Linked DNA regions of Homo sapiens: region 1 is linked to region 2. A link is an interaction called in ENCODE POLR2A ChIA-PET data of the cell type or tissue named here. Cell type or tissue: B cell. All regions are shown on one strand. Each heading gives the region's core, and the rest is flanking DNA. Links, peaks and the distances in the headings are about the cores only.

The links. Peaks named below come from ENCODE experiments on the same cell type or tissue, not always from the same donor. Only the 100,000 strongest peaks of a DNase experiment are listed, where the experiment ranks them.
Region 1: POLR2A ChIA-PET joins it to region 2 with 13 read pairs; 2 of 35 experiments call an interaction of 5 or more read pairs at or near these places.

The regions. Positions count from the first base shown.
Region 1 is chr22:18,049,601-18,052,982 of GRCh38, forward strand. No RefSeq gene overlaps it. Among named protein-coding and RNA genes, the nearest start is that of LINC01634, 22 kb to the left of the region's middle. In B cell, for the core only: no CTCF peak of the experiment used is centred there; no DNase peak of the experiment used is centred there.
Region 2 is chr22:17,794,652-17,797,151 of GRCh38, forward strand. The region is part of intron 29 of MICAL3 (microtubule associated monooxygenase, calponin and LIM domain containing 3); the gene reads right to left. Among named protein-coding and RNA genes, the nearest start is that of LINC00528, 19 kb to the left of the region's middle. RefSeq lists enhancers at 1-313, 931-1,040, 1,161-1,230. In B cell, for the core only: CTCF peaks have their summits at 1,656 and 1,884; DNase peaks (open chromatin) are centred at 1,260 and 2,261; H3K4me3 peaks cover 404 bases; H3K27ac peaks cover 2,236 bases.

The sequences.
Region 1 (3,382 bases), core at 450-2,949, 260 kb after region 2:
TTATTTTTTTTTTTGTATTTTTAGTAGAGACAGGGTTTCACCGTGTTAGCCAGGATGGTCTCAATCTCCTAACCTCATGATCCGCCCGCCTCGGCCTCCCAAAGTGCTGGGATTACAGGCGTGAGCCACCGCGCCCCGGCTTTTTTTGTTTTTTGTTTTTTTTTTAAGACAGAATCTCCCTCTGTCGCCCAGGCTGGAGTGCTGTGGTGCGATCTCGGCTCACTGCAACCTCCACCTCCCGGGTTCAAGTGATTCTCCTGCCTCAGCCTCCCAAGTAGCTGGGACTACAGGCACCCGCCACCATGCCTGGCTTTTTTTTTTTTTGTATTTCTAGTAGAGACAGGGTTTCACCATGTTGGCCAGGCTGGTCTTGAACTCCTGACCTCAAGTAATCCGCCTACCTCAGCCTCCCAAAGTGCTGGGATTACAGGCGAGAGCCACCGCGCCGTTTTTGCTTTTCTAGAGCATTATTAGAGAAGTTTTCCAAATGTTCATTGTTATCCTGAGTGGGCTGAGGGTAGCTGAGAGGGCAGTTAAGGGGTTGAGATGGGGGAGAATGGACTAGAAGAACCCTGTGCCCTAGAGAATCTAGAGAAGTGTCTGCACAATGGCAGGGAGCCATGGCTCCAGGGAAAGGCAGGCCGAGGACAGGACTTGAGTTGCCTTTTAGGGAAGCAGCCTTACCAGCAATTCCAGTTTGAAAAATTACTTTGCCAGCACAGATCAAGACTTGGCTCCTTCTGTCTGGAACAGTATGAGGACGACGTCTTTGGGGTTCTACCCTGCGTCTCCCCAGTCACTCCCTAGCCCATCATTTAAGGGAGGCAGTGGAGATTCTAGGACCCGTTTGCTGGGGTAGGTCCCAGAGGCCTCAGAGGAAGCCTGGCCTCACAGTTGGATAAGGCTGGTAAATATTAGCAACAAAACGGATTACTATGCTGTGCAAGGAACAGGAAGTCTATGCACCCGATTTTTAGGGGAGAGAGAGGTCAGGCTGGGTTTTGGTGCAAACTTTCTGGTTATCTTTCTGCCAGAATCTTCCCCAATGAGCTCTTCCCCACATGCACCGCGTGTGGCAATCCTGGGCAGAGGTAAAGCGATAAAGATGGTGGGAAACCTGCTGCTGCTTCAGGGAATCAGGCCCCCAGAGAAACAAACCGACAGGAGGCTTCTGTGCTAAAGCAGGTGAGGCTGCCCTGCTTGAGCACTGGGGTGGTCCTGGGCAGGAGTCATGGTGGAGATGGACAGGACACCCTGGGGACTGTAGGCTGCCTTGTTTCAGCAGCAGAAGGGTCTCTGTCCCTCTCTGAGGCCAAGTTTCTATGGGGACTCTTGGAACCATCTCTTCTCTGCTTACGTGGCTTCTCCCTTTTCTCTCCCAAAGTTTTAACCCCCAATCCTCTCTCTTGTTATTTGTAATTAAAAAGAAAAGATTGGCCAGGTGCAGTGGCTCACACCTGTAATCCCAGCGCTTTGGGAGGCCGAGGTGGGTGGATCACCTGAGGTCAGGAGTTCGAGACCAGCCTGGCCAACATGGCGAAACCCGTCTCTACTAAAAATACAAAAAAATTAGCTGGGTGTGGTGGCACACGCCTGTAATCCCAGCTACTCAGAGGCTGAGGGAGGAGAATTGCTTGAACCCTGGAGACGGAGGTTGCAGTGAGCTGATTGCACCACTGCATTCCAGCCTGGGTGACAAAGTGAGACGCCGGAAAAGAAAAGGAGAGGGGAGGGGAAGGGAGGGGAGGGGAGATTCCCTTAACGTTAATATTAATACCAGGCAGATGCGGCGGCTCATGCCTGTAACCCCAGCACTTTGGGAGGCCAAGGCAGGCAGACTGCTTGAGCTCAGGAGTTCGAGATCAGCTTGAACAATGCGGTGAAACCCCTCTACTAAAAAAACAGAAACAACAAAAACCAAAAAACCCCCAAAACCTGAGGTGGGAGGATCACCTGTACCTGGGGAGGTGGAGGCTGCAGTGAGCCACAATCATGCCACTGCATTCTAGGCTTGGCAAAAAAGCAAGACCCTGTCTCAAAAAAATTAAAAAAAATTAATATGAATAGCACTTACATTGTGCTGTGCAAGGAACTGTTTTAACCGCTTCACACATACTCATTTAATCTTCACATAACTCCTCTAAGGGAGTAGATGCTATGATATATTTTAAAGAAGAAGAAGCCTGGACATGGTGGCTCACACCTGTAATCTCAGCACTTTGGGAGGCCAAGACAGGCGGATCACTGGAGGTCAGGAGTTCAAGACCAGCCTAGCCAACATGGTGAAACCTCGTTTCTACTAAAAATGCAAAAAAAAAAAAAATTAGCTGGGCATGGTGGCGGGTGCCTGTAATCCCAGCTACTCGGGAGGCTGAGGCAGGACAATCGCTTGAACCCGGGAGGTGGAGGTTGCAGTGTGCTGAAATCGAACCACTGTACTCTAGCCTGGGTGAGAGAGGCTCTGTCTCAAAAAAGAAAAAAAGGGCCGGGCGCGGTGGTTCACTCCTGTAATCCCCAGCACTTTAGAAGGCAGAGGCGGGCGGATCCCGAGGTCAAGAGATCGAGACCATCCTGGTTAACACGGTGAAACCCCATCTCTACTAAAAATACAAAAAGTTAGCTGGGTGTGGTGGTGGGCGCCTGTAGTCCCAGCCATTCAGGAGGCTGAGGCAGAAGAATGACGTGAACCCGGGAAGCAGAGCTTGCAGTGAGCCGAGATCGTGCCACTGCACTCCAGCCTGAGCAACAGAGCGAGACTCCATCTCCAAAAAAAACCAAAAAACACACACACAAAAAAGGCAGCAGCAGCAGAGGCACCGGGGTTTCAGTGAGTTGCCCCAGGTCATGTTGTGTCCGGAATTGGTGGGTTCTTGGTTTCACTGACTTCAAGAGTGAAGCCACGGACCCTCGCGGTGAGTGTTACAGCTCTTAAAGTGGCGCGTCTGGAGTTTGTTCCTTCTGATGTTCGGACGTGTTCAGTTTCTTTCTCCCCGTGGGTTCGTTGTCTCGCTGGCTTCAGGAGTGATGCTGCAGATCTTCGTGGTGAGTGTTACAGCTCATAAAGGCAGTATGGACCCAAAGAGTGCGCAGCAGCATGATTTATTGCAAAGAGCAAAAGAACAAAGCTATCACACTAAGGAAGGAGGCCAGAGCGAGTTGCCTCTGCCGGCTCGGGCAGCCTGCTTTTATTCTCTTATCTGGCCCCACCCACATCCTGCTGATTGGTAGAGCTGAGTGGTCTGTTTTGACAGGGCGCTGATTGGTGCGTTTACAATCCCTGAGCTAGACACAAAGGTTCTCCACGTCCCCACCAGATTAGGTAGATAGGGAGTGTGGACACAAAGGTTCTCCAAGGCCCCACCAGAGTAGCTAGATACAGTGT
Region 2 (2,500 bases), core at 1-2,500:
GGACCCCATGCTGCAGCTGGGGGCTGTCACACTCTGGATTGTGAGACCAAAGGGGTGAGCTGACAGGACACGCCAAAACTTACAGGAACGATGCTGGGAGGAGTGCTGACGGGGCATCGAGAGACAGTGTGCAGAGAGACATCTCTAGATCTGGGGTCTGATGGCTACTCAAGGACGAGGGAGAGGAGTTTGGCAAGGGACCATCACAGAACCACAGAGCACACACAGGGACAACAGAGCCCAGGAAGACACGGGGCCTCGGCCCGCGGGGAGGGCAGTGTGTGGTTTACAGAGAGAACAGGGTTGAAGAAATGGCCTTGTTTTACTCAACAGAAGGCCAACAAGACAAAGAGCTGGCTGAGAGGCCGCTCAGCGGTGCAGCTGCATGAATACAGGTGTTTTCTGTCTTTGAACCCTTCCAGCGTGGCGTACCTTGGGCACACTGAATCTGCTATTGGGTACAACTTCAAAACCAAAGCCAGGGACAGTGTGCATGCGTGTGAAATGCTGAGTGTACCCAATGTGCTAAGCACACACGGCACAGCCGGCCGAATGCATGGGTACGAGGGAGGATTTCTTTCCTCAACAATACACTCTGCCTTACAGCCGACCTACAGTCAACCTCGGCTTCAAAGTGTAGTCTGTCTTCAGGCTTGGAACACCTGGATGAATCCCATCAAATACGTCAGTGAACAGTCCCTGCCACCTCCTGGGACTGGTGTCACAGGTGAATAGGCCATGCTGTGGAGCGGAACAGCGCCCATGTGATACACAACCAAACACATCCAAAAGGAAGAGGCAGGCGCCTGCACGGGTAATAATTACAACACGTGTTTCTGCTTTCTGGACAGCACAAAATACAGCTTTCAGCTGTTTTTATGTAGGCCACATCCTCATACGCCCTTCCCAACACAGAGAACAATATAACAGAATACTGGGAACAGAATTAGGAAATGAAATTAGAAAAAGGGAGCATCAGGTAAAGCAAGCATTTAAAGAAGCCAAAAAGGCTTTCTCCTAGCAAGAGGCAGAAGCGCGTGTGAGCGGCCGGCGAGTCCGAGCTGCGCTGCGGGGCCGCTACCTTCGGACTTCCCTGTACGCTCCACACTTCCACAACGGGCGAGGCTACTTTTATAATCAGAAAAAATGCCCAATCAATACAATTTTCAAAAGAAGAAGTGGAAGGGAAAAACCAATCCAACAAGGGGAGTTCCACCTGACTGGAACCTGACTGAGCATGCATGGGGCGGGGGTGGGGGGTTTATAGTAAATGCTTTGCCTTTTAGGGGGATGTAAGAAATAGAAGACTTGGTTCACTGGTTCTAAGAACAAAGATGCTGTCAAGCTTCTGGCAAATGGAAGTTTTTTGGTTTTTCTCAACATCAGGGTAACGGGTTTCCATCTGTTGCTAACAGGTGCTATAATTTACCACTTCTCAAAGCACTCCTGCGTGCCCTGGGCGCTGGCCACCCCTCCTGAGCTCCCGAGCAGTGAGCGGGTCCTGGTCAGAGGACCCCTCCTCCCTGGAGCACTCTGCTGCGTCTCCAACACTCGGGGGCACATCTGCTCCATCTTTCCCTCTGAAGCAGCACTTCCTTTGGACGTGTGACCCAGGGGTGGCTCTTTAGTGCCACTCGCTTGACACCTGGCGGGCAGGCAGTGCCTGTCACCAAATTTCAAAAAGCAACAGTACACCACCAGGGAGTGAGGCCTGTCCAGAGCAGCGCATGAGATGGGCACGGATGGCACTCTCCGGCTTCAGGGCGCCCTCGCATGCACCACCCACGTGATCCTCACACCGGCCAGGTGTGGCTGCCAGGATGGGCAAATTCAAATGAGGGTTCTGAGGCTCAACGGAGTTAAGTGTGGCAGAGCCTGGAAAAGAAGCCAAATCTTCTTGCCCACTCTGAACTCAGAGCTTTCCCTCTTCAACACAGGCTCCAGGCAAATGTAACAAATGCTGGCGTCTCAGGCAGCTCAAGGAAGAGCAGTCCCACAGACCCTGATCAGAATGTCACACCTGGAAGGGAGGCCCGATGTCCCTTCCTGCCTCGTCTTCTGAAGAGGCCCTGAGAGGGTAAGTAGAGTCTGTTTTGTCTGTGCCTGGGGAGACAGTGAAGGCAGGACCTGAATCCAGGCCTGGCCTTCCTAAGTCGGGGTACCCCCTACACTACCACCTGGCCCTTGGCGCACCCGAGCACCTCACTCCAGGCCCTGCCTCTCATGGGCCCAAGACCCAGTGTGGGGTAGAATGGCCAACAGTGTGGGGGAAAGAGTGGCCAGCTGTAGGGCAGGTCCCCTTCTCTGTACTTGTACTTCTATATTCCCACCTTCTCTCCAACCAAGACTCTTCACCTTGGCACACTGCATCAAGAAGACACCCGGGCAGCTGGAAAAACAAGCAAGCAGATGAGCCCACACACTGAACCTAGATGGTCATCTGGAAGGCAGGCAGGGCCTACCTTAGTCCTTCTGGTACTCGAAATCCAAGAGCCATAGC